Regions from separate parts of the Homo sapiens genome. Here region 2 is linked to region 1. A link is a loop called in an ENCODE intact Hi-C map of the cell type or tissue named here. Cell type or tissue: ovary. All regions are shown on one strand. Links, peaks and the distances in the headings refer to the core of each region. The heading gives the core; the rest is flanking DNA. Region 1 overlaps ARAF (A-Raf proto-oncogene, serine/threonine kinase). Region 2 holds the start of LOC124905183 (a long non-coding RNA gene).

Region 1 (15,829 bases), core at 5,700-13,699:
ATACCTGATCATCCTCAATCTCTGATCATCCTCAATACCTGATCATCCTCAATCTCTGATCATCCTCAATCTCTGATCATCCTCAATACCTGATCATCCTTGCTATCTGACTGGGTTCTTCATCTTCCACCATCCCCCAGGTGATGTCTGATTCCCCTTGGCCTGCCTTCAGCAAGAATCCTGTTACGTCGGTTTAGCCAGAATCCCCCTTACCCCTGATGTTTCTTCTTAGTAATTTCCACCCACAGACCCTCACACTGCTCCTTAGCTACACATTCCCACTGGCCCATGCTATATTCAGTGTTGAGCCCAATCTCTCCCACCGACTGCAAGATCCCATTGCAGTGGTTCCTATACCCATCACCATGGTCCTGAATATGGTCTTCCTTACTGTGTTATAACAAGTATCACTGAATATTTTTCTGTTTAACAGGAGATCAGGAGTACTAAGGGGCAGGGGTTAAAATTTTAAACAGGATGGCCAGGGAAGGCCATCCTGAGAAGGTGACGTTTGAGGCAGCCACCCATGTGGATACCTGGGGGGAAAGTGTACCAGGCAGAGGGAGCAGCCAGCATGCAGATCCTGTGGTGGGCTTGGGCACAGAGTACTCAAGGAAGTGTGAGGATGCCAGTGTGGCTAAAGCAGAGGAAGTGCAGGGGCGAGTGGAATCATTCTAGAGGTAAGTGCCATGGTGAGCCCCACTGGACTGAAAGGGAAACCAAGGCAGAGTGTGTGGGCTGAGTGGGGTGAGGACTCACCGAGGTCGGAATTGCAGAAGGCCGTCTGTGGGTGGGGTGGGACACAGGTGCAGGCCCTGCTGGGGGCTATCAGCCACAGCAACAACAGGATGCCAGAAGCCAGGGGCTCAAAGGGGGCCATGGTGGGTTCTGTGGGGAAGGGGGATGTCAGGCAGGCCCCGGCCCAGCTGATCTGCTGACCTGGGCAGGTCATCCACCCCATCTTGCCCCGGGGCAGCCTATGGGGGGGATTAGGGGGCTGGATTTGGGCTTGAGGGGTTGGTAAGCTTAGGGATTTTAAGGGGATTGGGGAGCGCAGAGGAATTTAGGGTTTAGAGAGTTGGGAGAGTTTAAATTATTGAGGGACTGAGTGAGTTGCGGGGTTATGGGGTTGTGGCACTTGGGGGAGAAGGGGGCTGAGGAAGTTTGAGGAATGAGGGGATTGGGGAATTCTGGAGGTTGAGGAGTTTGGGGGTGAGGAATTTGGGATTGGGGGCTGGAGGAGTTTGGAGACGGCAGAGTTTAGGGGTTGTGTATATTAAGAGATATAAGAGGCTGGGGGAATTTAGGGAGGTTGAGGAATTTGGAGGAGGTTGGGGGTTTAGGGAGCTGGGGGAGTTTGGAGGTTGAAGGGGTTGGGGGAATTTGGGGGCTTAAGGCAATGGGGATACTTGAGGAATTTGAGGGCAAAAGAAGTTTGGGAGCTGGGGAACTGGGGATTGGGGAGCTGGGGGAGTTTAGGGAGCTGCAGGGGTTAGCGGTGGGTATTTAGGGGGCGATGAGGGAAATTTCGGGATGAAGGAATTTGCGGGGGGATTTGGAAAGCATTTGTGATATTAGGGGGTCATGGGTTTGGGGGAATTGGGGGCGGATGTCAGGGGTTCTAGGGAGTTTGGAGCCTCGGGGTTGGGAAAGCAGTTCCAGCCTCCGACCCTCTTCCCCCTAGACTAGCCCAGGGTCCTGGTACCCGCAGGCCAAGCTGAGTAGACAGGCATCTGGCACGGGAGTGCACGGGCCTGGTGGCCAGCACCCAAGCTGCAGCCCAGCTCCGGTCCCTGCTGGGCCACCCCGGGCCCTGCTTACCTCTGGTGTCTCTCTGGGCGCTGGATCTGCGGCGATGGCGGCAGGGCCTGAGCGCTAGAGGATAAATGTCCACGCTAGGGGCGGGGGTGGCAGCGGGTGCGGAAACCACAGGCCTCCAGGCTTCCTGGATGCATTACTCATCCACCCACCATCAGTGCAGAAGCCAAGGGGCGGGCCGACGAAAGGAGATACACCCTCCTCCTCTCCCACCCGCCTCCTCTCCCTCTCCCTGGGCCTCGCCCGGGCCAGCCACCTCCCCCACCTCCACGTCAGTCACTATTCCTTCCAAGCCGCCTCAGCGGAGAGCTTAGAGGCCGCATTTCCCCCGGCCCAGTCCCCTAAAGTCTCCAGAATCTATCCAATCACCCACATCCCCCAAGCTCCCTATGACTCAAACCCAAATTAGTTCAGCCCTTCAACATTTATTGTGCATCTACTGTGTGCCAAGCACACAAAAATCCCTTGTTTTGTATGTCTGACATGCTGGTGAGGGGTGGCAGAGAGGAAACAAATTAAGTAGCAGCAGTGGAGGGAGATAAGGCAGGTGAAAGGGGAGGAATACAAAATGGGGAAACTGAGGCACGGAGTGGTTAAGTGACTTACCCAGGATCACAGAGTCAATACATGGCAGAACTGAGACTGGAACTCAGGTGGCCAGGAGCCAAAGCCAGGGTCTCAAATAACACAGGCAAATAGCCGGCATTTATACAGCACCTACTGTATACCAGGCACTCAGCATAGTTTATCTCACTCAAAGCTCACAACAAATCTCTGAGATGGGTACCGGTTCTTATTCCCGTTTTACGGATGAGGAAATATGGGGCGTAGAGGAACTGTAGAATTTTCCTAAGATCACAGGGCATGGCCGGGATTCAAACAGAGGCTACCTGGCACCAGGGTTGTAACTCAGGAGTGGCACCGTCCTAGCAAGCAGGGAATGGTGCGGGTGAATGAATGAGCATTGGGAAGGGGGTGGCCATGAATGATGGTGAAAGAAGCAAGTGAGTGGGTCAGTAGAAAACTAATCCCCACCCCATCCTGCCCTGCCCCCTCCCCATGGACCTGTACCCCTGGTGGGGGGTGGGGTGGGGCAATCCTTGCCCACCAGCTTTCTGACAATGCAGGAACCTTCCCTGGGGTTCTGATTAACATCCTTAATTCGAGGAGGATAGATCAATAATAATAATTGTAGTGATGATGGCAGCCACTTATTGAGCACTTTCTGTGTACTATGTGCTAAAGTGTTTGTATAAATTATCTCATTCACTCACCATACTCCCTTGCTAATTAAGTTTGATTAACTCAGGGATGATAGCCCAATAACAAGAACACAACAAAAACTACCAGCAGCCCTTATGGAGTGCTTACTGCGTATCCAGCACTATTCTGGGTGGGAGGAATGTGAGGGATGAGAAATTGCCTAATGGGTACAATGTACACTATTTGGTTGATGGGGACACTAAAAGCCCAGACTTCACCACTATGTAATATATCCATGTCACAAAACTGCAGCTGTACCCTCTAAATCTATTTTTTTTTTTTGACAAGAGTCTTGCTCTGTCACCTAGGCTGGAGTGCAGTGGCGCGATCTCAGCTCACTGCAACCTCCGCCTCCGGGGTTCAAGAGATTCTCCTGTCTCAGCCTCCTGAGTAGCTGGGATTACAGCCACACCACCACCACCCCCAGCTAATTTTTGTAGTTTTAGTAGAGACGGGGGTTTCACCATATTGGTCAGATCTCGAACTCCTGACTTCAGGTGATCCACCTGCCTCGACCTCCCAAAGTGTTGGGATTACAGGCGTGAGCCACCACACCCGGCCTTCTAAATCTTTTTTTTTTTTTTAGACAGAGTTTCGATCTTGTTTCCCAGGCTGGAGTGCAATGGCAAGATCTTGGCTCACTGCAACCTCCACCTCCTGGGTTCAAGCAATTCTCCTGCCTCAGCCTCCTCAGTAGCTGGGGTTACAGGCACACGCCACCACGCCTGGCTAATTTTTGTATTTTTAGTAGAGACGGGGTTTCACCATGTTGGCCAGGCTGGTCTCAAACTCCTGACCTCGGGTGATCCGCCCACCTCAGCCTCCCAAAGTGCTGCGATTACATGCGTGAGCTACGGCACCCAGCCTAAATCTATTTTTTAAGAAAGCACTTGGCCGGGCATGGTGGCTCACACCTGTAATCCCAGCACTTTGGGAGGCTGAGGCAGGCAGATCGCTTGAGCTCAGGAGTTCAAGACCAGTCTGGGCAACATGGTGAAACCCTGTCTCTATTTAAAAAAAAAAAAAAAAGCACTGTTCTAAAGTCTTTTTACAGACATTATCTCATTTAATCAATCCCGATTGCCTCTTTGTTCATTAATGTTAGTTAAGGAAGAGATGTTAAGCCAATAATAAGAGTACCCAACACTTCTTGAGGATCGAGGCTTACTGTATGCCCGATACCATGTAGAGCATTTTTCCCAAAATAACTAACTTATTTCTCACAATATCCCTGTGAGTTAGATATAGCTCATGTTCTCATTATACAGATGAGGAAACTTAGACACAAAAGGGCTGAGTGACCTACCCAGGAATGAGAATGAAGAAATGGCTCTGCTGCGGGGTGGTGGGGGGAGGGTGGGGGGGCGACAAAAACAGGGAGGAAGGGAAGTAAACCAAAAAAATCTGTAGGAGCTGATTATGAAAGTGGGACAGTGAGAGTGAATGAGACGGGGCTGAGTAACCTGGTGCCTCCGAGGGAGAAGTGAGGGCAGGGGAAGTCCTGCCTTGGCCCCTCGCTGACTCTGGTTCTGACGCCAACTCTTTGAAACCTGAGTCAGCACAGAGTGTTGCCGACTGTTTACATGAGGAGTCGTGTGGATCCGGTTATTGTGCAGTTTTGAAATGGAGAGTGGGAGGGGTGTTCATGGAGGGGTGTGTGACCATCTGGGGAGCTGGATGGGTGTGGGGGCCCATGGGGGTCCAGGAGGCATGTGCAAAGCGGACACCTGACAATGCCCACAGCATACCAGGTGCTTGGGCCTCATTGTGCTCTTTGTGCAGATGGGGAAACTGAGGCTCAGGGAGAGGTTGTGTCCTTCATGGCCTTAGGAAGAAGAAAGGCCAAAATTCAGACCTAGGGCTTTCCAGGAGCTCCCAGAGTCAGAGTTCAAAGCACTCTGCATGCACACATGTATGGGCACACACACATATACAGAGCGTTGTGTTCAGGCTCAAGTCCAGAGAAAACAAGGACAGTTAACGAAAAGAGGCACCTAGAAACCTCAGGGTTGTTGGGGGAGGTATGGGTGTGTACGCACAGCTCTCTGGTGTGTTGTGTGTCCATTGCTAAGAGTCGAGCATGTGCCTGTGTGTTTTGTGTGTTACTTCTGGGAGTTGTCTACCAGCCTCGGCAAAGCGGATCTGGGTTGCATATGTAACTGAGTGCATTATGCACTTCTGTGTGCTGTGCGCACACCTGGGTGGTACTGTATGCATCCGCCTCGGCATCGTTTCCCTGGCCCGCTGCCCAGAGATGCCCCAAACCCCCGTCCCAACATCGTGCCTCTCAGCCCACCTCATAATGACGCCAGTCATTTGGGAAATGAGGAAGGGGGGGTGTGCAGAGGGAGGCCTTAAGGTCAATCGGTCACCCTGAGTCTGCGGGCTTCCTGTGCCTGTCGGGAACTGGGAACCACCACCGCCCCAGCAGCCCCTCCGGGAATGCCATCTCTCTACCTTGTCAGCGAGAGGGAGGGCCACCAGAGGGGCACTGTGCAGCTGTGCTGTGGGGGTGGGGGTGGAGGGAGCGGGGAGCCTAGGGCCGTCCAACCTGGTTTCCTCTACCCCATCCAGGAGCGGGGGAGACTTGAGGTATCCCTCTCGCCTGAATGTGTGACTGTATGTGTGTTGGGGTGGGAGTGCCCAGGAATGTTTTCTGCAAACTGAGTTGTGGGTGTCTCTGGTTGTGTGTAGCCTCTCTGTATTGTATATGTGGCAAGGCATGTTGTGTGTGTGTCTAGATATACTTTTTGTATGCCCAGGAATGTGGCGTGGGTCTCTTACGGGTCCCAGTGGTGATGTGAATACCTAGAAGTGCATACACCTCTGTGTGTTGTGTAGGGCCTTATTTGCTGTGCATTTGCCTAGGGGTGTTTTATGTGTGCCTGTGTGTTGAGTATGTGCCCGGTTCTGTGGAGTGTGCCTGTGGAGTTGTGTGTCTCTTGATTGGACGGGTAATCTTTTGTGTTGTGTGTGTTCCCCTGATGGTGATGTGGGTTTGGGTGAGGGGAGGGAACCTGGGTGTGTGCCCAAGTATTGATTGTGTGCCTAAGGGTGTCCAGTGTGTGCTGCCCTGGAGTGCTGGCTGCTGACCCACGCTATGGGCACCTGGCTGGCTGAATGACTGTGTGGGTGTCTGTGCTGCTCCAGAGCTCATGTGCTTTGAGCCTGTGTTGGCTGTCAGTCTCAATGTCACTGGCATCTCTGGGTTTGGCGATGTACATCTGAGTTCCAAGGGCTCATGCCTCTCAATAGTTTATGTGTGCAGGTGAGGCTTACATACAAGGTTTGGCTGAGGGGTTCAGTCACTACATGCTCACCACCACTCCCCACCCCCCCCACCCCCACACACACGCACTGGCACACACTTGCCTCACTATCATCCATCCACTGTAAAAACAAACTTTCTTTTTACTGGAACAGTCCCCCACGCTCATACCATGCCTCTGCCCGGGAAAGCAGGGGCGGGACGTCTGGAACTTGTTGGTGGGGTGGAGTGAGGGACAGACAGACAGGGCTCTGGGTTCAATTCTGGGCCCGGAGGTGGAGACACTGTGTGACCCCCAGCTGCTGCCTGCCTGTCTCTGACCTGTGTGTCCTGGGAAGTGACTCATAATGCAGTTCCCACTGGCTGGGATCCCCTCAGTGCCGCCCCACCCCTGGAGGTCACCCTTTCTGCCCTGAGCATGTCTCCTCTGCCTTTTCCCCACCAGCTCAGCAGTACAACGTACCCCGTGGTTGTGAAGATGGGGCACGCACACTCTGGGATGGGCAAGGTGAGTCTCTGGCTGGGCTGTGCATAGGTAGATGTGTATTTGTGCAATGCACACCAGTCATTCTGTGTGATCGCGTCTCCTGGGGTGTCGTTATCTATCAGGTTGGTGCAAAAGTAATTGCGGGTTTTGCCAGTTCTTATGGTAAAAACCACAATTACTTTTGCACCAACCTAATAGATTTTTGTTTTCTCACATTCAGCTGACCTCATCGACCCCTTTTTCCTCCTGCATTCAGCCAATTTTGTGTGTCCTGTTATTTTGCTTGTCTCCAGCATCGTGTCTGTGTGTACATGCATGCCTGTGCCGAACACACATGATGTGGTGTGATCTTTTATGTTCCAAAGTCTTGGGGTCCTGTGTGCTTTACATCCATCTGATTTTGTCTCTGTGTACGTAGAAAGTAGACTTGTAATTTGTGTCCGAGTTTCTGTATCTTAGCATGTTGTGTGTACAATTGATTTTGTGTCTGGATGCCTATATTAGTATATTGTACATACACAGTTTTTTCACAGCTTTAGTGAGAGATAGTTCACACACCCTACAACTCACCCATTTAAAGTAGACAATCCAATACATTTTGGTATGCTCAGTGTTCTACACACCCAACTTTGTGCCTGTGTGCTCACATACAAAACAGGAGACCCATGATCGTGCCTGCTTGAGCGCCTTGGCATGTCCACCTAATTTTTGTGTACTCGCCTCACCTGTGTGTCATGTATACATGCTCCCCCAGGCACCCCCACTCCCCACAGCTGCCCTATCCTGACCAGGCCCTGATCCTTGCCCGCACTTCCACAGGTCAAGGTTGACAACCAGCATGACTTCCAGGACATCGCAAGTGTCGTGGCACTGACCAAGACGTATGCCACTGCCGAGCCCTTCATCGATGCCAAATATGACGTGCGTGTCCAGAAGATTGGGCAGAACTACAAGGCCTACATGTGAGTGGAGAGACCAAAGCCCTGGAAGGGGTCCCCTGCCTTGCCTCATGCAGCTGAGGCACCCCTGAGCTTCTGTCCCCTTGTCCCCCAGGAGGACGTCAGTGTCAGGGAACTGGAAGACCAATACTGGCTCTGCGATGCTGGAGCAAATTGCCATGTCTGACAGGTGGGCAGCCCGAACTCAGGGTGTGAGGGGAAGCGGGGGTGGGAGCACGACAGCTCAGGTGAGAGACTGACAGGCTTCCCCACCCTTTGTCTTGGCAGATACAAGCTGTGGGTGGACACGTGCTCAGAGATTTTTGGGGGACTGGACATCTGCGCAGTGGAAGCGCTACATGGCAAGGACGGAAGGGATCACATCATTGAGGTATGAGCACCCAGGGGTAGGTGGGGTAGAGGGAGGAACAGATGCCAGGCAGCAGCAGTGCAAACTGAAGCACTCCATGGCACAGAGGTCCTCAGCCAACAGCAATGTGCTTAGTACACTGTAAGGTGCCTGACGAACTTTCGAAGGGGCCATCCCTTGCAATGGCAGAACACTAGACTGAACTTGCACGTCCCTGGTGACTAGCAAAACCCTTATTAGATTGTTTAGTGCTCTGCGAATCGAGACATCTTGGTGAATGGCGAGGCACTTAGTAACCTTTAAAGTATTCTGCGAACTGGACCGACAGCAAAGCATTTTGGAAAGGACAAAGCACCTAGAAAACCGTGAAGCAGGGATCGGCAAACATTTTCTGTAAAGGAGCAGACGGTACATATTTTAGGCTTTGTAGGCCACGTAGCCTCTGCCGTAACTACTCAACTCTGCAAAAGCAGCCATAGACGATATGTTAAAAAAATAAGTGTGGCTGTGTTCCAATAAAACTTTGTTTATGGACATTGAAATTTAAATTTCATGCCATTTTCGCATGTTATAAAATCTTTCGATTTTTTTCAACTGTTACAAAATTTAAAGACCCATCCTTAGCTCTGGGTCATACAGAACCAGGTGGTCGGCCAGGTTGGGCCCATGGGCCCTAATTTGCTGAGCCCTGCTCTGAAGCACCTTCTAAGCTGTAAGGTACCTTGGAACAGACAAGCCTTCCTCACCGTGCACAATCAGTGCCTCAGACACTGGGGCTCAGCGGCGGCCATGCCCTTGGCCAACTGAAAGCACGGTGTTACTGCCGCCTCAGGTGCGAGGCCTGCCTCTCCCCTCACGGATCCTTTCCTTCCCCCAGGTGGTGGGTTCCTCCATGCCGCTCATTGGTGACCACCAGGATGAAGACAAACAGCTCATCGTAGAGCTCGTGGTCAACAAGATGGCTCAGGCCCTGCCCCGGCAGCGACAGCGGGATGCCTCCCCTGGCAGGGGCTCCCATGGCCAGGTCAGGCCCCTGGCGCTGAGCTAGTGGCTTGAGCTAGTGTGGGGAGGCCGGCCCTGGGTCATGCTGTGCCATGAAGCTGATAATCTGTAGGCTCACAGCATCACCTTTGCACACATGTGGCTGCGATTGCCAATTGTTTAAAACATTGATAAGCAGCTGCTGCCCTGACTTCCCTGAGCACCTCCCTGCCCCGCCCCTGGGAACAGGTCCCCCACCCCACAACCCAGAGTACCCTCAGCTCAGCCACAAGTGGGGCAACACCCAGCGCACAGGGAACCTGTGTCATCACTGGCTGATGCTCCACTGGCTGGTAACTATTTTTAACCTCTCCTGCTCCATTCCTCTGCCGCAGACTCCGTCCCCAGGGGCCCTGCCCTTGGGCCGCCAGACCTCCCAGCAGCCCGCAGGGCCCCCGGCTCAGCAGCGACCCCCACCACAGGGTAAGCGAGAGGCTGGCGGTCGCAGTCCCCTCCCTCAGCCCGCCATCTCTTACCCGCTCACTCTCACGTGTGCTCTTTCTCTCCCTCTGTCCCCCAGGCGGCCCTCCACAGCCGGGTCCAGGCCCCCAGCGCCAGGGACCCCCATTGCAGCAGCGCCCGCCCCCGCAGGGCCAGCAGCACCTTTCAGGCCTTGGACCCCCAGCTGGCAGCCCCCTGCCCCAGCGCCTTCCAAGTCCCACCTCAGCGCCCCAGCAGCCCGCGTCCCAGGCCGCGCCGCCGACCCAGGGTCAAGGCCGCCAATCCCGGCCAGTGGCGGGAGGCCCCGGGGCGCCTCCAGCAGCCCGCCCGCCCGCCTCTCCGTCTCCCCAGCGCCAGGCGGGCCCCCCACAGGCTACCCGTCAGACATCCGTCTCTGGCCCGGCTCCGCCAAAGGCCTCTGGGGCCCCACCGGGCGGGCAGCAGCGCCAGGGCCCGCCCCAGAAACCCCCAGGCCCAGCCGGCCCCACACGCCAGGCCAGCCAGGCGGGTCCCGTGCCCCGCACTGGGCCACCCACCACGCAGCAGCCTCGGCCCAGCGGCCCGGGCCCCGCTGGACGTCCCAAACCACAGCTGGCCCAGAAACCCAGCCAGGACGTGCCGCCACCCGCCACCGCCGCTGCAGGGGGACCTCCGCACCCCCAGCTCAAGTAAGGGGACCCCTACAGCAGCCTTCGCCTTGCTGCTCACAAAGCGGGCCGCTGCCCCAGTAGAGCAGCCCTAGCTCCCTTGCTCCTCAGACCCAGGTCCTATGCAGGGGTCCCACGAACTCTCTCCAGCCTGAGCCAAGCCCTTCCCCCAAGCTTTCGCTCCTCCCGGCCCACCAGAGGCTCCGCACCCCCACCCCAGGAATTTGGTGCCAGAATCCCAGAGAAACTGCACTCAGTTCGAATTCCTCCTCAAAGGCCCTGGGAAAGTTTCCTCCTCCAGGGCCTCCCAGGCACCTGGCTGACCCACCCTCTGCAACTTCCTGCCCAGCCCAGAGCCTTCCCTGCCAAACTCGCCCCCCCGCCACCAACCCATCCCTAAAACTCCTGGCCCGAGTCCTAGTCCTCCTATCATCTGGCTCTTCCCACTCCATCCTCATACTTTTCCTCCTCCTTCACATCCTTCTGGCCCATCTCAGTCTCCCCGCGAATCATCACCCATCTGCCTTTTCTGGTCCATTCCAACTCCCATCCCAGCTCAGACGTCCTCCCTGCCCCACCCAGCTGCTCTGCCTTAGGCTGACTTGCCCAACAGCCTGTCCTTGGTCCAAGCCCTTTCTATGCCCTCCTAGACACCTCACCCTTAGATTGGAAACTTCCCTGCTCATCTTCCCCTTTGTATCAAACTAGCCAAGAATTCACAGAGAAGGTTCTGCCCAGGACTCTTGCCACGAATCCCACACTTCACCCTGGATCCAAGTCCTCCCAGCCTGTCCCAGATCTCGCCTCCCTGGCCCAGGACTCCACCCACTCCACCTGAGTGCTCCCAGCCTTGAGAACCTGTTAGGGTCCAGGCCCATGGTGGCAGGTGGGGAGGTCACAGGCACAGCCCCAGGATCAGAGGGGCAGGGCTGGGGCTGGGCCTGGGGTAACGTTGTGTTTCTCTCCCCTTCCTCCCCTTCCTCTTCCCCCTTCCTCCCACGCCTCCACCTTGTCTCTCTCTAGCAAATCCCAGTCTCTGACCAATGCCTTCAACCTTCCAGAGCCAGCCCCGCCCAGGCCCAGCCTTAGCCAGGACGAGGTGAAAGCTGAGACCATCCGCAGCCTGAGGAAGTCTTTCGCCAGCCTCTTCTCCGACTGATACCCCACTCTGAGAACCCCAAAATCCCTGGGCAACCCTTCTCTGGGCCCTGAATCCATTTCTCACTTTTGGAGTCTCCAAATCCCTTGAGAACCCATCTCCCGGTTCTCCAAGATTCCACCTCTCATTCCTCAAGATCCCCGAGTACCTTGAGAAACCTGACTCCTCCTGGCCCTAAATCCGGTTCTCACATGTGGAATCCCCAAGTCCTTTTAGAACCCCACTCGTGGTCACTTCAGGATCTACTTCTGTTTTAGAACCTCCACATTCCTGAAGACCTCCGCCCCTGGTTTCCCCAGAGGGCGTTTTCCTTCCTGGAAGTGCCCAAATACCAGGCAACCCATTGCAGAATCCCTTCCTGGAGCCCTGAAGTTCCTGGAAAACCCTATTTTTGGTCCCAAATCTCTCCAGCACACCTATTTCCCATCATAATTTTCCAAATCCTCAAGAAACCCCTACTGTTGAGCCCCTTCCCATGGATCTTCCATCCCTCTGAAGATCCACATCTTCAAATGCCACCCAACACCTAGCCCCACAAGGATTTCCCTTCACCAGCTCCCCTCAACCTCATTCAATACCTTGGGAGCCCCTCCCACTTCCAGGACCCCTCGGTTCCCCCAGGGACCCCCTCCCCAGTTTCCTGCCTCTGACAGCTGTCTTTAAATATGCAAACTCCACCCATCTTCCCAGAATCCTTTGCACACGGAAGGCCAGTGGTCTCCGCTTCCCCACCTTTGCTGTGGTGTCTGTGTCTGTGACTGACGTGGCCTCCTTTTGTGCCGTGCTTGGCATATGTGGTCCTCGTTCATCGTGCCGCCTGTGGTGATGCGTGCAGTGACGCTGTTTATGTGGTCCGCACCTCCCCCTGACCTTCACTCCTTGCCTGGACTCACCCCACCCCTCAGCGGCTCTGAACCCCAAGAGAAGAGTCGGGAAACAAAATAAACAAGCAAAGGCCCAGCAGAATTCTGTGCTTCTTGGTGAAGAAAGAGAGGAGTCCTTGAATGGCGGGGGAGACACAAAAGGGACCCCCCAAAATCCACATGGGGTGCTGGGAACCCCAAAATCCAGTGGAAGGCACATCAGGCACAAATTCCAGAGAGGTTCTGAGTGGAATCCCTGCCACAAATCCCAGCCATTGGAGATGGAGGAGCTCCCAAAATTTAGAAGTATCCCCAAAGCCAAGAGGAAACCAAATGATGGAGGAGACAGGGGGCTCAGTCTTTGGCGGGGGTCCCCCAATTCCAGAAGAACTGGAAAAGCACATGGGGACCCCCTCATCTCCCAGGGTGGGGAATGGGGGATCCTGAGGCAGCATCAGGGCAGAGACGAACATTGATTGGCTGGTGGGCAAGGCTCCTTGGCGTGGAGGGCTGAGATTGGCTCCCTGGTGGCTTGGGCGGGGCCTAAGGCACAAGGCGGGCTGCGCTGAGTAGGCAGGCAGGCAACTCATCGGCCTGGGTGCGGTGCAAGGAGGGTTCCGAGGCACTCCGCTCAATCTTGGGGAGTGACCGTTGCAGCAGCTCAATTGTGGCCAGGATCTGAGGGCAGGTGGGGGTGAGGAGGGGTGTCCAGAGCCCTGTGGGCATCCCAACAGCCCCAGCCTCATGGCGAAACACACACACACACACACACACACACACACACACACCCAACAGTCCCAGCCTCATGGCGAAACACACATACACACACACCCCCAACAGTCCCAGCCTCATGGTGAAACACACACACACACACACACACACACACACACTATACCTCTGAGCTTTCATATTCACATCTGCCTCCATCTCAGTCTTCCTCTATCCCAGAGTCACCCACCCAAGGTGTCCAGCCCCCTACCCAGCCCACCTGGGGGAAGAGGGGCCGCTCCTCCCGCTGGAACTTGAGGCAGTCAGACAGCAGGCGCCGCATGGCCTTGGGGCAGTTGCTGGAGATTTTGCTGAGGTCCGGGGACAGATAGCCACGGCCCACCATAAAGATAATCTGGGGGCAGACGGGGGCAGGAAAGGGGTGATCTGGGGTCAGGGGCTGGGAGGCCCAAGGAATTTTGTATTGAGGGACTTGGAAGGTTCATTTTTAGCGAGCTGGGGTACTGTCAGTATCAAGGCCCAGAGGATTCTCTGTCCTTGAGGACTTGGGAGGATTCTCTGCTTTCAGAACAGAGGGATTTAAATTTGGGGTTGTCAAGGATTGTAGGTATCTGGGGCTCAGAGGATTATAGGCCCACGGGTTTCTAGGAGGCTTAGGGACCTGGAAAGTACTGAGTCTCGGGAAAACATGGAGTTCTGGGTCTGGGGGAGCTTGTACTTCTGTGGGGGTCTGGGGCCTAGAGGGTTCTAGGTATCCCGGCCCTGGGGCCTGCTAGATACCCAAGGCCTAGGTGACTGTGGGTGTCCATGACTATTCCAGAAGCACAAAGGGGTTCTGTTTCTGGGGAAAAATGGGATGCTGGGAGAAATGAGATCTGGGCTTTGAGGATCTGGGGGATTTTGAGTACCCAGAGCAGACGACTATAGGCGTCTAGGGATACAGAGGGCTTTGGGGTATTTGGGGGCCTCAGGGGATTCTAGGTATAGAGATTCGGGGCATTTTGGACTTCAAAGATTTTTGTCCCAGAGGGCTGTGGATGTGAGAAGAGGGAAGTTGGGGTAGGGGAGACCCAGAGAATTTATTGTAAGTGTCTGGAGCCCAAGGGATTCTGGGAGTCCTTATCCTAGAAAATTTTAGGTTTCTGGGGAAAGTGTGGCATTTATCAGTGCAAAGGAGGGGATGTGGGGTATGGATGCCTGAGGGGATCCCTCAGCCCAGGGAACTGTGGGTAAGGTGTGGGGCTCACCTGGTCACGGCAGCCAATGTGGCTGTAAGGCAGTGAGCCAGTCATAAGCTCGTAGAGCACAACCCCGTAGGCATAGACGTCTGACTGGAAGCTGTAGGGGTTCGGGTCCTGCATACGGATCACCTCAGCTGCCTACAACAGGCCAGACCAGGCAGGGGGACCACGGAGGTCAGCAAATGGCTGGTCCACAGTCCCAGATCCCACTGGCCACACAGGGTACAACTCAGAGCCACCCACACGAGGTGGGACATGAGGAGTCCAGACACCCACATCTGGCACAGGCATCCCCGTCCCCACTTGGCCCCACACACCCCAATCCCGGAGCCCACGTCCCCATGTGCCCCCCATCCAGCCTGGCCCAACTCACCATCCACAGCACAGATCCTGAGGGCTGCTCCAAGGGCTGGGCCCCGCTCCATCGAGTCTTCACTGTGGCCAAGCCAAAGTCACCGATCTTCACCGTGAGCCCCTCATGTAGGAAGATGTCCGCCAGGGTCAAGGACCACTACAGGGACTCCTAATAGCCATGCCTCTCACCCTGCCTGGGAGGTTCCCATTGGTGCCCCTATACCACTCATCCCTCTGATCCTGACCAGGAGCCCCTTAATATCACGCAAACTATCCACAACCTTGACGTGGGCAGGGAACGCCTGCTAATGCCCCCCACACTCAGCCCCGCTGTGACTCCTGAACAGGAAGCCCCTCGGAGGGCATCCGAACCCACTATGCCTCTGATGTTGACCATAATGCCCTCCACAACTGTCAGACATCAGACTCTAACCAGAGTCCCCAAGAATAGTACCTGAACCAGCCACACCTCTGACTTCTAAGAGACTGCCATTAAAGCCCCCTGGCTGGCCACAGCTCTGCCACCTGGCAAGGAGCTCTGGGACACATGCCCCTCCCTTGTAATTCCCAGAACCCCCACAAGAGGCATCCTTCTAAGCCCTTGACACCCCCACTCAACCCCAGCCCAGGGACAGATAGATACTGTTAGACTTGAGATCTCGGTGGATGATGTTCTTGGCATGGAGGTAGCTGTGGGGGTGGAGGCAGGTGGCGGATTGGCTGGGGGTTACCTCATTTCCCCCACCCTTTCCCCCCACCCCTCCCCAGGCTGGGAGGCTCACTCCATGCCCTGGGCAGTCTGCCGGGCCACGTCGATGAGCTGGACCATGTCGAAGCGTGTGTCGGCCACATGCAGGTGATGGTAGAGGCTGGAGCCCTCACACCACTGTGTGATGATGGCAAATCCCGGCCGGGTCATGAAGCCCATAAACAGCAAGATGTTGACATGTCGCGTCTTCCTGCAGGCAGGGAGGGCAGTGTCAGAGGTGGGGAGGAAAAATAGCAACTGTCACTTACCGAGCATCAGGAGTGGCACTGTTCTTTACCTTCCTCGGTCATTTATTTTCACCCTGTCTTTTGGGGCACTCAGGACCAAAGCATTGCCAGATTCCATGAATTTGTGAGATGTGTTTACTGGGCTATGATTCTGTGCTGTGGGCTCATATGTGGAGCTTCCCCATCCGAGTCTCCCAACAAAAGCAGGAGGGAG
Region 2 (15,829 bases), core at 4,873-12,872, 59 kb after region 1:
CTCCATGCAGCCCTCCCAGGGAACTGGCTCTGCTTGGGAAGTCTGTGGGGTCCCTGGGGCAGCAGCTGGGTGAGTCCTGGAATCAATCCTCATGTCTGGCTGCCGAGGGGCATCTCCTTCCTTAAAATCATTTGCGGGAGGCTTGGGTCGGGCCGTCCAGTCCTTCCTTAGTCTGGGACTGCAGGAGAAATGGTGGGGACCAAGCACACAGAGGCAGGTAGAGGTGTGGTAAGTGGCGATTCTGGGTGAGACAGGATGCTAATTGGATCCCACTTGGGGTGACTTGATAACGGGTTTGTGCAGGGTCACTGAGGACCCTCCTGGCTCCACGAGGATTCACTCAGCCTGGTGGTTGGACTAAGAGAAGGCCCTGTGGCCAGGAGCCCGGTTGGGTTTTGAGGTTATTCTGAAGAGGGGGTGCTGGGTGAGTTGGGGTATTGATGCCCGGCAGCCCAAGCAAAGGGTTCGAAGGACGCGGGGAGGTGGCTGCCTCCCGTCCCCCACAGGCTCCTCTGCCGCCTCCTGAACAGTTTTCCTGCCACGTCGAGGTGCCATGCTCGGGCATTCCCGGGGTCCTGGGCCAGGAAATGGCAGGTCCCTGGATCAGGAGGCCCGAGAGCTCTGGTCCTCGAGTCCCACTTCCTCTGCCCGCAGAGGGGACTGGAGGGGCGCGATTGTGCGCCACCCCGATTGCACCCAGATTCGGTCGTTTCCAGAACCTCTTCCCAGGAGCACGGGGAGCGGGAGAGCGGGAACCCCAAAGAGGAGCTCTGGGTCCGGCGAGTCCGGGTGGCGACTCGAGCTGAGCCCCCTCTCCCGCCGCAGCGCTGGGAGGGGCTCCGTCGCCAGCCGTGCCCTCTCGTCCTGCTCACTCACCCGGGCCTAACGACAGCAGCTGGCTCTGCGAGGGGTTCCCCGGGTTGGGGCCCCTAAATTAACACGCGGAGGGCCAGGGGGAGGCAGGGGAAGGGGGGCGGGGCAAAAGCTGCAGGGAAGCAAAACGGAGGAGGAGGTGCAGACAGGAGCGAGGAACGGCGGGCAGCGGGCTCGGCCCAGCTTCACGATGCGAACGGGAGGGGGCGCCAGAGACCGCCAGAGGCCAAGGTCCAGCGCTACTGCGGCACAGGCGCCGCCGCGTAGTCCGCAGTCAGAGGGCGGGGCCCGCCTTCGCAGCCACGGTCACGGTCGTGTTCACCCAGGCTCCGCAACCACCCGCAGAGCTCACGACGTGAAGGAGCAGCCCTCCTCCTTTCCTCTTCCCTCACCTCCTCCATCTTCTCCATCCTCCTCTTCTTTTGATAGATTGATGGATCAGAGATGGATGTGTGTGTGCGCGTACGCGTGTAAAGATACTTATCAAAGCATTATCCTTAAAAAAGGAAACATCTGAAGCCACAGGGAATATGAAATTAAAGAAACTCAGGTAGACAGTCTCTTTAAAAATATTATGGAACCATTTGAAAAATTGTTTATCAATACTATGTAACATCATGGGAAATTATTTTCATGTACTATTAAAGCAAAAAAGGCAGGATACACACACAGAAATCTCCATGTAAAAATGTGAACTATACACAGAACAGGAATGATCATCAAAACTCCCTCCAAGTACGAACAATGGTTTTCTGCAGGTGTGGTAATGCCTTTGTAGAATGTGCATAAATTCATATTAAAATAAATGGAAGCCTTTCCTTTTTATAGATAAAGGGAAGCCAGGTACATCCCAGGCTGTGGCCAGGCAGGAAAAGGAGCTGGGCAGGGCTTGAGGAGGGCACCGGGGCTCCTTGGTAAGGCGATGTCCAGATGTCACCCAGGCCTGTGGGTCGGTCCTACATATCTGTGCACCCCTTCCCCTAATACCCAGATATCCCTTTTCCTTAACAATCCCCACCCTGATATACACCACAGACCTAAACTCTTAGTCCATATGCCTCTGGAAATAAACTCCTGTCAACATTTGTCTGTTCAAAACAGTTAAGAATCTCTCAATTGATCTAATGAATTGAAGAAATCTATCCCCACGTTAGAAACATGCACATGTTGGCCCTGATTTAATTTCCCAGTAACTACAATTCCCCAGTAACTACATATGCATATGTACCGGACAAACAAGGCAGCTTTCCATTCCCAACTCCTCTTCCCTGGCTGATGGTTCTCAGGAGAATCTAGGCATCTGAGCCCTAGCCCCAGCACCCTAATGGAGAGTGCAGGGCACCTGGATAGTGGAGGCAGGCCTAGAAGCTTTTGGTGTAAAAGATGAAATTGAAATAAAAAGACCCACAGGTAACCATGTGTCAAGCACACATCTGGTACCCAATACATCTTTATGGAATAAAATAGACATTAAAATGCTACAGGTATAAGTTAAAATATTGGCAAACTGACTAGCAAGGTTTAGAAATCCACATTTAAGACTGGTCTAGTGGTGATAAATTCCGTCAGCTTTTTCTTGTCAGGGAAAAACTTTAATTTCTCCTTCATTTTTGAAGGATAGCTTTGCTTAAGACACAGGCAGAAAAATATTTCATGACTTCACTTATATGTAGAATATTTTTAAAAGAGCTCAGGCTGGGTACAGTGGCTCACACCTGTAATCCCCACACCTTGGGAGGCCAAGGCAAGAAGATCACTTGAGCCTGAGAGTTTGAGGCTGCAGTGAGCTATGATCACACCATTGCACTCCAGCTTGAGAAAAAAATAATGCTGCTCTGAATGTGGGTGTGCAAATATCACTTCAAGGCCCTGCTTTCAATTCTTTTTTATATATACTCAGAAGTAAAATGGCTGAGTTATATGGTAGTTCTATTTTTAATTTTTTGAGGAAACTCCAAACTATTTCCTATTGGTTGCACATTTTATTTTATTTTTTTAGAGATAGAGTCTGGCTCTGTCGCCCAAGCTGGAGTGCAGTAGCACAATCTTCGCTCACTGCAACCTCTGCCTCCCAGGTTCAAGTGATTCTCCTGCCTCAGCCTCCCGAGTAGTTGGGCTTACAGGCACCCACCACCATGCCTGGCTAGTTTTATGTATTTTTAGCAGAGATGGGGTTTCACCATATTGATCAGGCTGGTCTCAAGCTCCTAACCTCAAATGATCCACCCACCTCAGCCTCCCAAAGTACTGGGATTACAGGCATGACCCACTGCGCCAGCCTGGTTGCACCATTTTACAATCCCACCAACAGTGCACCAGAGTTCCAATTTCTCCATATTCTCGTCAACACTTTATTTTGGGAAAGTTGTTTTCTATGACTTGTCTCCCGCCCTTCTGCCAGTAACAGGAAGTACTAGAGACAGAGGCCCAGCTCTCTCTTCTAGCTCCTTGATCAATGCCTAGCTCCTTGATCAATGCCAGGCCCTGACTCATCCCTCCATTTATTCCAGTCACAGGGACAAGATGAAAGAGAAAGGACACGTCAGGTGCAGAAAATACAGGAAAAGAGGTCCTAACTGGGGAGAAGAGTGAGGGGAATCAAATGGGGGGAGCTTCCATTTCTCACCTCTATTCCCTCAGTCTCACTTTGAGACAGAATGAGACACTGTCTTGTAAAAAAGTGAGGGAGGGCCAGGCACAGTGGCTCGTACCAGTAATCCCAACACTTTGGGAGCTCTAGGTGGGAGGATCACTTGAACCCAGGAGTTCGAGACCAGCCTGGGCAACATAGTAAGACTTTTTGTCTCTACAAAAAATTTAAAAATTAGTCTGATGTGGTGGTGTGTGGCTGTGGTCCCAGCTACTCAGGAGGCTGAGGTGAAAGGATTCCTTAAGCCCAGAAGGTCAAGGTAGCAGTGAGCCAAGATTGCGCTACTGCACTCCAGCCTGGGCAATAGAACAAGACCCTGCCTCAAATAAAAATAACGCTATGAGCACGGGTGTACAAATATCTCTTCAAGACCCTGCTTTCAATTCTTTTTCTTCTTCTTCTTCTTTTTTTTTTTTTTAGACAGGGTTTTACTGTTGCCCAGGCTGGAGTGCAGTAGCAAAATCTTGGCTCACTGCAGCCTCAATCTCCTGAGCTCAAGAGATCCTCCCAAGGCGGGGCGTGGTGGCTCACGCCTATAATCCTAGCACTTTGGGAGGCTGAGGTGGGCGGATCACCTCAGGTCGGGAGTTTGAGACCAGCCTGGCCAACATGGTGAAACCCCGTCTCTACTAAAAATATAAAAATTAGCCAGGTGTGTGGCGCGCACCTGTAATCCCAGCTACTAGGGAGGCTGAGGCACAAGAATCACTTGAACTCAAGAGGCGAGGTTGCAGTGAGCCGAGAGCATGCCACTTCACTCCAGCCTGGGCAACAGAGTGAGACTCTGTCTCAAAAAAAAAAAAAAAAAAGAGAGAGATCCTCCTGCTTTAGCCTCTCAAGTAGCTGGGACTACAGGCACATACCACCACTCCTGCCAAACTTTTTAATTTTTTTTTGGTAGAGACAGGGTTTCACCATGTTGCCTAGGCTGGTCTTGAATTCCTGGGCTCAAGCGATCCACCCACCGCCTCAGCCTTCCAGGGCACTGGGATTACAGGCATGAGCCACCATGCCGGGCACAATTCTTTTGATGTATACTCAGAAATGAAATTGTTGGATTATATGGTGGTTCTAGTTTTAAGTTTTTGAGGAACCTCTAAACTATTTCATATCAGTTGCACCATTTTACAATCACACCAACAGTGCAGTGCACCAGGGTTCCAATTTCTCTACGTTCTCACCAACACTTGTTATTTTCTATGTTTTTTTTAAATTATAGACATCCTAATGGGTAGACACGTTTTCATGTCAGATCTACCAGCTTGTTGGGTCAGATTGTAAAATATTTCATTAATATTTTTATATTGATTACATGCTGAAATGATGCAATTTAGGAGCTATTGAGTTAAATAAAATATATGATTAAAATTAATTTCACTTGTTTCTTTTTACTTTTTATAAAGTGGTTTCAAGAAAATTTAAAATTACATAGGTGGCTCACGTTATATTTCTATTGGACACTGCTGAGCCTGGCAGTGAAAAATGAAGCAGGTTAAACATAATTATGAGGCCAGGAGCAGTGGCTCGTGCCTGTAATCCCAGCACTTTGGGAGGCCGAAGTGGGAGGATCGCTTGAGCCCAGGAATTCAAGACAAGCCTGAGCAACAGAGTGAGACCCCGTCTCTTAAAACAAAAACAAAAACAAAACAAAAACATAATTATGGTTTAAAAATTATGCCTTCAGGCCAGGCGCGGTGGCTCACGCCTGTAATCCCAGCACTTCAGGAGGCCAAGGCGGGCAGATCACTTGAGGCCAGGAGTTCGAAACCAGCCTGGCCAACATGAGGAAACCCCATCTCTACTAAAAATACAAAAATTAGCTGGGCGTGGTGGCACAGGCCTGTAGTCCCAGCTACTCAGTAGGTTGAGGCAAGAGAATCGCTTGAACCCGGGAGGCGGATGTTGCAGTGAGCCGAGATTTCGCCACTGCACTCCAACCTGGGCAAAAGAGTGAGACCCTGTCTCAAAAAAAAAAAAAAAAAAAAAATATATATATATATATATATATATATATATATATATATATCCATCCAGTTATAAAACTGTAACCTTTGGTCAACATATGACCAAAGGATTATTCTCGTTGCTGTTGTTGTTATTTTTAGACAGGGTCTCTCCCTCTGTCACCCAGGCTAGGGTGCAGTGGTGTGATCTTGGCTCACCACAACCTCTGCCTCCGGGGCTCAAGTGATCCTCCCACCTCAGCCTCTTGAGTAGCTGGGACTATAGACACACACCACTGCACCCAGCTAATTTTTATATTTGTTTGTGGAGATGGAGTTTCACCATGTTGCCCAGGCTGAACCAAAAGATTATTATATAAAACAGTATATTGATAACTATATGAATCCCAAATTCTACATTATCTTAACAAGGATCAAGAAATGGAGATGGGGAAGGGCAGAGCCACAGTCAGCTGTAGATTAGATTCTTTCTCTCAAATAGATGAACCTCAAGAATGTCATTTCTATCTTAACCATGGCAATTAGAGATCGAAGATCAAGAACACATGGGGTTTCACATCCTAATATATTCTGGATCAGAATTTGCTGTACAATGGATGGGTGGGGATACAAGTCCTGGAGGGCACTGGGGCAGCAGGGCTGAATGTCAGGGCAGCCTAGGGCATAGGGTGGAAATGTGAGCCAAAGAAAGCTGGAGGCAGGAGAGAAAATGACAAATGTCACTTCTTGGTCCCTTCAGTGACTTCCTCTCAGCCACCTCTCTAGCAACTGAATGCAGGGGTCTGACTTATCTCCCGCCTTGCTGCCAATAACAGGAAGTACTAGAGACAGAGGCCCAGACCCTCCCTCCCAGCTCCTTGATCAATGCCAGGCCCTGACTCATCCCTCCATTTATTCCGGTCACATTGACAAGCTGGAAGAGAAGGGACACGTCAGGTGCAGAGAACACAGGAAGAGAGGTCCTGACTGGGGAGGAGAGTGAGGGGAATCAAATGGGGGGAGCTTCTATTTCTCACCTCTACTCGCTCCATTTATTTTACTGCCACTTCTGCCCCATCCCCCAGGGAGCCCAGGTCCCCACGGTCCCCGGGCCAGGCAGGCAGGTGGGTTCTGGGGGGAAAAGGCGGCTCTCCCAGCACCTCTGTTATGAGATATGTCTCAGGCCTATGGTAGCTAGAGCTGTAAATCACTCTTCCTACCCTAGTCAGTTAGAAGGATGAAGACAGAGTTGTCTCCACATTGGGCCGGAAGATGCCAAGTCTTCATCCAGTGGTGCTGCCTGACAAATTTGTCCTCCTGCACCCATGTGGGGAGCACGTGGTCAGGGCTGAATGCAAATTCCTCACCATCCTGGGTCCAATATAACCAAGTGGAAGTGACTTTTAGCCTAGGCAGTGCCTGGAAGTGACTACAAAGTATATCACACACTTTGAAATTAAGTGTATATTTTATTTTTATTTTTATTTATTTATTTTTGAAACAGAGTCTTACTTTGTCATCCAGGCTGGAGTGCAGTGGCACCATCTTGGTTCACTGCAACCTCTGCTTTCTGGGCTCAAGCAATTCTCCTGCCTCAGCCTCCCAAGTAGCTGGGATTACAGGCGCCCGCCACCACGCCCAGCTGATTTTTGTATTTTTAGTAGAGATGGGGTTTCACCATGTTGGCCAGGCTGGTCTCGAACTCCTGGCCTTAAGTGATCTGTCCACCTCAACCTCCCAAAGTGGTGGAATTACAGGCATGAGCCACAGCGCCCAGCCTATTTTTATTTTATTTTTAAATAAATGCTATTGTGTATAGTTGAGGTTTGCAACATAATGTCATGGGATACGTACATGACTAGATACATGTAGATAGTACAATGATTACTATAGCGAAGCAGATTAGCATAGTATCTATCATCTCACAGTTACTTTCTGTGAGGAGAGCAGCTGAAATCCACTTATTTAGCAAAAATCCCTAATACAATTGTATCAACTTTAGTCCTCATGTTGTACATTGGCCTCCAGACTTGTTCATCGTAGGTATCTGCTATTTTGTATCCTCAGACCTTCATCTCCCCTCCAACCCCTACCCATTGTAACCATTTTTCAACCTCTGTCTCAGTTTATTTGAGCTCTTTTAATTTTTATTTATTTATTTATTTGAGACAAGGCCTTGCTCTGTTGCTCAGGATGGAGTGCAGTGGCACAATCACAGCTCACTGCAGCATTGACCTCCTGGGCTCAAGCGATCCTCCCGCCTCAGCCTCCTGAGTAGCTGGGACCACAGGTGCACGCTACCACACTCGGATAATTTTTTTAATTCTTTGTAGAGACAGGGTGTCACTATGTTACCCAGGCTGGCTTTGAACTCCTAGGCTCAAGTGATCCTTCCAGCTAGGCCTCCCAAAGTTCTGGGATTACAGGCATGAGCCATCATGCCCGCCCCCGCCTGTTTTTTGTTTGTTTGTTTGTTTTTGTTTTGTTTTGTTTTTAAGACAGGGTTTTACTCTGTCTCACAGTGAAACTGAGAGAGTAGAGGTGAGAAATGGAAGCTCCCCCAATTCAATTCCCCTCACTGTCCTCCCCAGTCAGGACCTCTCTTCCTGTGTTCTCCACACCTATGTGTCCTTTCTCCTTCATCTTGTCACTGTGACTGGAATAAATGGAGGGATGAGTCAGGGCCTGGCATTGACTAAGGTGCTAGTCAATGGCTGGGCCTCTGTCTCTAGTATTTCCTGTTGCTTGCGGAGGGGCAGGAGACAAGCCACAGAAAATAACAAGTGTTGGTGAGAATGTGGAGAAATTTGAACTCTGGTGCACTTTTGGTGGGACTGTAAAATTGTGCAACTGATAGGAAACAGTTTGGAGCTTCCTCAAAAAAATAAAAATAGATCTACAATATAATTCATCAATTTCACCTCTGAGCATATATCAAAAACATTGAAAGCCGAGTCTTGAAGAGATATTTGCACACTCATGTTCATAGCCGCAGTTTTTTTTCCCAGGCTGAAGTACAATAGCATGATCATGGCTCGTTGCAGCCTCAAACTCCCAGGCTCAAGCAATCCTCCAACCTCAGCTTCCCTAGTAGCTGGGACCACAGGCATGCACCAGTGCGCTTGACTAATTCTTTCATTTTTCATAGAGACTGAGTCTCGCTATGTTGCCCGGGCGGGTCTCAAACTCCTGGCCTCAAGCAATCCTCCTGCCTTGGTCTCCCAAACTACTAGGATTACAGGCATGAGCCAGTGCACCCAGCCTTATAGCAGCATTATCCACAATAGCCATGAGATGGAAGCAATGTCCATCAATGGATGAATAGATAAATAAAAAATGGTTTATCCATACAATGGAATATTCTTCAGCCTTAAAAAGGAGCTATTCTGATGCATGCTACAACATGGATCAACCTTGAGGACATTATGCTAAGTGAAATAAATCAGTCACAAAAAGATAAACACTGGACCGGGCCTGGGAGGCGGGCGGATCACCTAAGGTCAGGAGTTCGAGACCAGCCTGGCCAACATGGTGAAACCCTGTCTCTACTAAAAATATAAAAATTAGCCGGGCATGGTGGTGGGTGCCTGTAATCCCAGCTACTTGGGAGGCTGAGGCAGAAGAATCCCTTGAACCAGGGAGGTGGAGGTTGCAGTGAGCCGAGATTGCGCCACTGCACTGCAGCCTGGGCAACAGAGCAAGACTCCGTCTCAAAAAAATAAATAAATAAAAGGAAACATGATGTAATCAACTTATTTACACCTGCCCCATTACACCTGCCATAAATTGGAGAGCTGGATCATGCCATGTTTTGGCAGGGATGAGGGGACAGAGGAACTTCATGTCCAGTAGTTGAGAGCAGCTCAGACTCCAATAGTTGATCTGTTGGTTTACCTTTTCCTACTCATGCCTGCTCCTGATAAGCTGTGATTCTCTGTATTGCTGTCTTTCCACTTTTTCAGGGCATCAGTTTGCCCTGTGCCCTCAATTCTCTGACAAATCTGGGAAGAGTTGTTTTGTTTCCGTTTGTTCAGCTCTTTTTCTTGTGAGGATGGGAGTGACAACTTCCAAGCTACAAGATAGTGACTGGTGGGCTTCTGGGATATGGGTGCTCTAGGGGTCAGTGGTTAGAGGCCATATGACTGGTGCCTGTGGGGTAGCTTTTGTTCCATGTGGTCTGGGTGGGGCCTTAGTCTTATGAAATCTATGCTTCTTAGTGATTAAGTGTTTGTAATTAAGGGGTTTGGGGATGAAGTAAGTGAGTTTTGGGGGGACAGTAGATGGAAGTGATTATGGATCAGTGTTTGTTAATCAACACCAGATCCTGGGGTCAGTGTTGCTGAGCGTGTGAAGCAGTGATTAGGAGCCTTTGGAAGTCAGAAAACAGGGTGTTCTATGGAGGTGATTTATAGCGTGTGTACTGGGCCAGTGATTCACAGCCCAGAAATGTCAACGATTGCATCTCTAGGAGATAATTATTAAGAAATAGAATATATGACTCTTGAACATCTATAACAACTCCTTCGTGGTGGGTGGAGCAGACTGTGCATTGTAGGATGTTTAGCAGCATCTCTGGCTTCTACAAACTAGATGCTGATAGCACCTCATTGTGAAAATCAAAACAAACGTCTACAGATATTCCTGAATGTCCCGTGGGGGGCAAGACCACCCCCTGTTAAGACTCACTGCTAGACTCTCGGCTCAGCCTGGCATGGTGGCTCACACCTGTAATCTCAGCACTTTGGGAGACTGAGGCGGGCAGATCACCTGAGGTCAGGAGTTGGAGACCAGCCTGGCCAACATGGTGAAACCCCGTCTCTACTAAAAATACAAAAATTAGCCAGGTGTGGTGGTGCATGCCTGTAATCCCAGCTACTCGGGAGGCTGATGCAGGAGAATCACTTGAACCCAGGAGGTGGAGGTTGCAGTGAGCCAAGACCGCGCCCCACTGTACTCCAGCCTGAGCAACAGAGCGAGACTTTGTCCCATTAAAAAAAAAAAAAAAAAAAAAAAAAAAAGACTCACTGCTTTAGAGAGAAGGCCAAAAGCTCACACTGAATATAAATGATTTAACTCACCTAATAATGAAAGAGGATCTCAGATTGGATATATGAATGAAATAGAGCTATATCCAAGCTTAAGGATGGGAATACTTGTAATGGAGAGGTTGAAAATGAAAAAGTGGGAGACGTTTTCGTAAGCATGTTAGGTCCGGTTATGCAGTTCACTGCTGCCCTACACATTCCAATTTGGGGAAGTGACTGGAGGTTAAAGGTCATGAGAATTCAGTTCTGGAATATAGAGGAAGATAACGGTGGAGTGATGTATTCCAGGAGAGCGTGTGGTTGATGGGAAAGTTTGGAGTCTTCATCATGCTGTTAGCAGGCAGCAGATGTTTCATTTCGAGGATGTCTGTGAAAAGACAAGCATCCTTGGCCATGTGGACTGACTTGATTTTAAAGTGAGGTTTGGGGCTGGTGGCAGGTAAGCTGCTTTCTTCTATTCTTTTTGCTTGTATAAAATAGAAGGCATGGGAAGATGGCGGCGGGGGCGAGGTGAGATGTTGGCAGTGGAAAGGGGTTCGGGCTCGGGGGGCGGGGGGACGCGGAGCGATGGCCCGCGCGGCCGCAGGGGCGGATAAAAAGCCGTCGCGCTGCGGGAGTGGGCGGGAGGGAGAGGGGTTGTCCGAGGGCCACAAGAGTATGACGGGGCTGTACGAGCTGGTGTGGCGGGTGCTGCACGCGCTGCTCTGTCTGCACCGCACGCTCACCTCCTGGCTCCGCGTTCGGTTCGGCACCTGGAACTGGATCTGGCGGCGCTGCTGCCGAGCCGCCTCTGCCGCGGTCCTAGCGCCGCTCGGCTTCACGCTCCGCAAGCCCCCGGCAGTCGGCAGGAACCGCCGTCACCACCGGCACCCGCGCGGGGGGTCGTGCCTGGCAGCCGCACACCACCGGATGCGCTGGCGCGCGGACGGTCGTTCCTTGGAGAAGCTGCCTGTGCATATGGGCCTGGTGATCACCGAGGTGGAGCAGGAACCCAGCTTCTCGGACATCGCGAGCCTCGTGGTGTGGTGTATGGCCGTGGGCATCTCCTACATTAGCGTCTACGACCACCAAGGTATTTTCAAAAGAAATAATTCCAGATTGATGGATGAAATTTTAAAACAACAGCAAGAACTTCTGGGCCTAGATTGTTCAAAATACTCACCAGAATTTGCAAATAGTAATGACAAAGACGATCAAGTTTTAAATTGCCATTTGGCAGTGAAGGTGCTGTCTCCGGAAGATGGAAAAGCAGATATTGTAAGAGCTGCTCAGGACTTTTGCCAGTTAGTGGCCCAGAAGCAAAAGAGACCCACAGATTTGGATGTAGATACGTTAGGCAGTTTACTTAGTTCAAATGGTTGTCCTGATCCTGATTTAGTATTGAAGTTCGGTCCTGTGGACAGCACATTAGGCTTTCTTCCCTGGCACATCAGATTGACTGAGATTGTCTCTTTGCCTTCCCACCTAAACATCAGTTATGAGGACTTTTTCTCTGCCCTTCGTCAATATGCAGCCTGTGAACAGCGTCTGGGAAAGTAGTGGTCATTGGTTGCGTAATTTGATTTGAGGCTTGTGGAGGAAAGGACCCAAGTGACTCTGATGTTTACAAAGCACCTATGAAACCCTGTACACACCTGGTTCATAATCCTCATAATTTATCAACAAACACAAAAAAGTGTCTTACTTGAGAGTGAGTGTGTGTGTGTGGGTGTGCACGTGCACACATGTGCACGTTTGTATGCATGGAAATAAACTTATAAATGGGGACGTATTGGAGAAGGAAATACATAGACCTACAACTTTGAGCAAATAGCAGTGATGTTTTAGGAACTGAAATGTCACACTTAAAGTCTTCAGCCCAGCTACTTCCCTATTTTTGTGGGGAGAAGAGGGCCTGATTAGAACTGTTCTGGTTGTGTTTGGCGGGAGGGGAATAATTTTTGTTCAGTCCTTCTTAGTGACCAAACTTTAATTTTTAAGAATAATATATTGACTTACTGAACTGAAGCATTCTGAGTTGAAAGGAGCTCCAGAGGAGTGGAGTTCTGTGTTGCTCACATGTTAAAATCTTGCTCACCTTCAGAGCAGAGGGAATACCTATCTTCAGATATCCGTCCATTTTCATCTCTTAATTGTAGTCAAAAGTATGACTTGAGAGTGTTGCTCTGGTATTCTGGGTTCTGAAGTCTGGTATTCTGGTATTCTGGGTTCAAAAGTATGACTTGAGAGTGTTGCTCTGGTATTCTGAGAGTTGCTCTGTATTCTGGGTTCTGAAGATTATTTGAAAAATAACTCCTACTACATTGAAATGCAGACTTTTAAAAATTTAAACATTGGATTAGGCAGTCAAAAAAACCAAGCAAGCATAAAAGGTCAATAAGTTGTAATCTTGATAGTAAAGGTGGAAAACTTATTATAAATGGAAAGAAAGTTTTGGTTTCCTTTTTTGTTTGATGGGCAGTATGCCATATTATACCCAAAGTTCTTTTAAAAAATATTTCCATCAACCATTTTTATTTAAAATAAACATTTGAGGGAAGTTACCAAGGCAGCTTTTTTCCTCAAAAGTAACCTGTTCCTCTTTGGAATAGCACATTTTAGGGGCATGGTTAATACCTGAGATTTTTACTCAGTAAATCCTGATGGTTACTGTGTGTAAAATATCTTTAAGTAGGATTGAAGGCCTCTGTGGGGAAATAAAATATTACCAAAGTCTATAAAAATAAATTTTACATGTTCTCTTTTATGACAGAGAGCAGCACTGGTTCTGTTATTTTTAAAATGAATAATTGATTTCTTGATAGGTGTTTAATATTTCTTCCCTCACTGCTGATTCTTAGATAGAAACCATTCTTTATATTTGATAGACTGTTTTCAGAAAACCCTTATCAACAAGTGTACAATACTTATCTAAAACTATACATTTAGAATGGAGCAGTTTAATACTAGATCTCAGAAGTTTTGAAAAATAGCAAAGAAGACTGGATTTGGAAAGCATGGTCTACAATTGGTTGTTAAATTCTGAAGCTATGAAGAATAAATGTTTCAACTTTGGATTATGAAACCCCATTTATGATTTTTTAAATACACTTGAAATAAAAATGATTAAACTAAATTTTGGTCCAGTGACATTACTTTGCACTGCATAATCCATTATACATTGTACGACTTTTTTTTTTTGTTTTAATTTATTACTGAGAGTTTTGTGTGAAGCTACAGCATATCTAATCAGAGAATTTCTGATTCCTTATACTGTGATTATATTATATTGAGGCATTTGTAGTGCCGCTGAAGACTGAATTTATGCCTTTTGTAAACATGATAGGTATAAATGTCTTATAAACATTCTGGAGTATGTATAGCTTTAATGAATGAAATTTAATGGACCTGATTAAAATGAAGGGATTTAATCGTTGTTAAAGTTAAGTTAGTCAAATAAATTACCTACTGGAATATAGCCCAAGCCAGTAAAGGTTTATTATTTGCATTTTCATGCTTTTATTTTCTCCTTCCATTCATAAGTATATACTTGAAAGTACATCTGTAGCCTATGATTTGAGTCTATTGAAGTTCTAGGAAGAGGCAAACTACAAACTACTAGGATTCTGATTTCAGATGTAGTCATTCCAGAACCTTCTCTTTATGAGTTCACCTGCTAGTACAATCTCCACAACTTGAATGGCATTGGTTGTTCTATAATTCCTGCCACAAGCATCACAAGTTGTACATCATCAAGGCTCCCTTTGCACTCCCAAGAAGAACTGGTAATTTTAAACAAAAGTATGTGTCTTTATTTGTATTGGAAAATACTGTCTTTAAATTGTTTCTTGTTGACACTCCCCACAATGGAAAAATTACCGAATTAAACCTGTTTTATGGATGGCAGCTTGGAGCATAGCAAGAAGTTGGAGGATTTGAATTCCATTCCCAGTTCTCATTGTGTTTTGTTTCTTAAAACTATAATAATCGGTTACTGTTATAAAGTTTAAAAGGTGGTTTTAATGTGAATAGCAAATTCTGGTATATCGTGACTAACGCTTAAGAATGCCTGTCTTTGAGAGGAAGGTGTTATAATATTAATGAACAGTGCCAAATACACTGTGCATATCTGCAATTTAATCTTTGAATGTATGTTACTGGATTAGCTCCCTCCTCCTGTGTGATGGTACCATGCATAGAGTCAATCAAATCCTTGTGATGTTTTGTATGGACTTTGACAACATGTAAATAATGTGTAAAGCCAGTTTTTATGATTAAGGAATCAAATTTATTGAATTTTATTATTGAAAGTTGAAACTTAACATGTATGAACAAAAACCAATAAAAGAATATACTCTTTTCATTGAAAAAAAAAAAAAATAGAAGGCATGGCCAGGCGCGGTGGCTCATGCCTGTAATCCCAGCACTTTAGGAGGCTGAGGCAGGTGGATCGCTTCAGCCCAGTCCAGCCTGGGCAACATAGTGAGACCCCGCCCCGAACCAAATTTTTTTTAATAAAAAGAAAAGAAAAAACATAAGGCAGATTGTGCTCCTGGCATGAGGGAGTAAGGAGGTTGGCAAGTCCTCTCCCTGGAAAGCAACTCTAAAAGCTGGGGAAAAGTGTCAAAAGCAACCCTTTCAGTATTCTGGAATTCAGCTGAACACATAAGTACAAGCTGAGAGGTGTTTTATTCATCGAAACGACTCAACTTTGGCTCAGAACAGTGAGTCTATGGTGGGCTTTTTCCCAGTGTGGCTCCTATCCTTCCTCCAGCTTTGTCAGTGCCATGGTTCAACCAGGACAAGGGAGGCCATGAAAACAACAGGCTTCACTGCCGCTGCTGGAGATGGCTAACCGCATTTGGAGCATGGTCATTTTAAGTAACTGTCTCCACAGCAAGCAAATGGAGAGGGCCAGCAGCACCCTTAGATTCACCTTACAGCCTTTTTGGGGCAAGCAATGGACTGATCTGCTGGGAATTGAACATGGAGATCTGGAATGTAAGCAATCCATGGAGGACTTGACAAAGTCTCCCTCTATCTTGGGCAGACTGGAGACCATGCACATGGGTAGCAGGGATCACAGCAGACCCAAACCACCCCCATATCCGTGACCTTCTGAGCCTGTGGATGCACAGAGGAGACATGAGCAAGCCTGTCAGAAAGTAAAAGCCAGGTCTGGCTTGTAAAAGGCCTGAGGTTTGAATGTGCTCCCCGGGGCAAAGCAAGTCAAAGATGGCTTGACATGATTGAACACAACCTCTGATCAACCTTCGGTTGAACACCAAGCTGTACAGACAGGGGATGACCCCTAGAAAGCCAGCCTTAAGGATACAAAA

What was found. Hi-C counts contacts between places; a loop is a spot of excess contacts. Peaks named below come from ENCODE experiments on the same cell type or tissue, not always from the same donor. Only the 100,000 strongest peaks of a DNase experiment are listed, where the experiment ranks them.
Region 2: a loop joins it to region 1, with 3 times the contacts of the local background. A loop is called at or near these places in 2 of 110 quality-filtered maps.

What each region holds. Positions count from the first base shown.
Region 1 is chrX:47,568,467-47,584,295 of GRCh38, reverse strand. ARAF (A-Raf proto-oncogene, serine/threonine kinase) reads right to left here. Exons shown (of 16, transcript NM_001654.5): 11 at 15,402-15,578; 12 at 15,263-15,309; 13 at 14,639-14,757; 14 at 14,272-14,403; 15 at 13,284-13,418; 16 at 12,388-12,973. The coding sequence ends at 12,839. It overlaps SYN1 (synapsin I), which reads left to right. Exons shown (of 13, transcript NM_006950.3): 6 at 6,795-6,857; 7 at 7,656-7,798; 8 at 7,890-7,964; 9 at 8,063-8,165; 10 at 9,022-9,168; 11 at 9,521-9,608; 12 at 9,706-10,294; 13 at 11,297-12,395. The coding sequence ends at 11,432. TIMP1 (TIMP metallopeptidase inhibitor 1) reads right to left here and starts at 1,860. Exons shown (of 6, transcript NM_003254.3): 1 at 1,822-1,860; 2 at 760-888. The coding sequence starts at 880. RefSeq lists silencers at 1,903-2,002, 2,063-2,212, 4,543-4,716, a cis regulatory region at 4,330-4,850 and enhancers at 6,552-6,846, 7,889-8,389, 8,482-8,988, 8,989-9,496. In ovary, for the core only: no CTCF peak of the experiment used is centred there; a DNase peak (open chromatin) is centred at 10,645; H3K4me3 peaks cover 893 bases; H3K27ac peaks cover 2,354 bases.
Region 2 is chrX:47,508,823-47,524,651 of GRCh38, reverse strand. It overlaps LOC124905183 (a long non-coding RNA gene), which reads left to right and starts at 10,791. Exons shown (of 2, transcript XR_007068224.1): 1 at 10,791-10,950. It also overlaps the pseudogene NUS1P1. RefSeq lists silencers at 815-864, 925-994, 8,076-8,276 and enhancers at 10,881-11,380, 11,381-11,882. In ovary, for the core only: no CTCF peak of the experiment used is centred there; no DNase peak of the experiment used is centred there; H3K4me3 peaks cover 623 bases.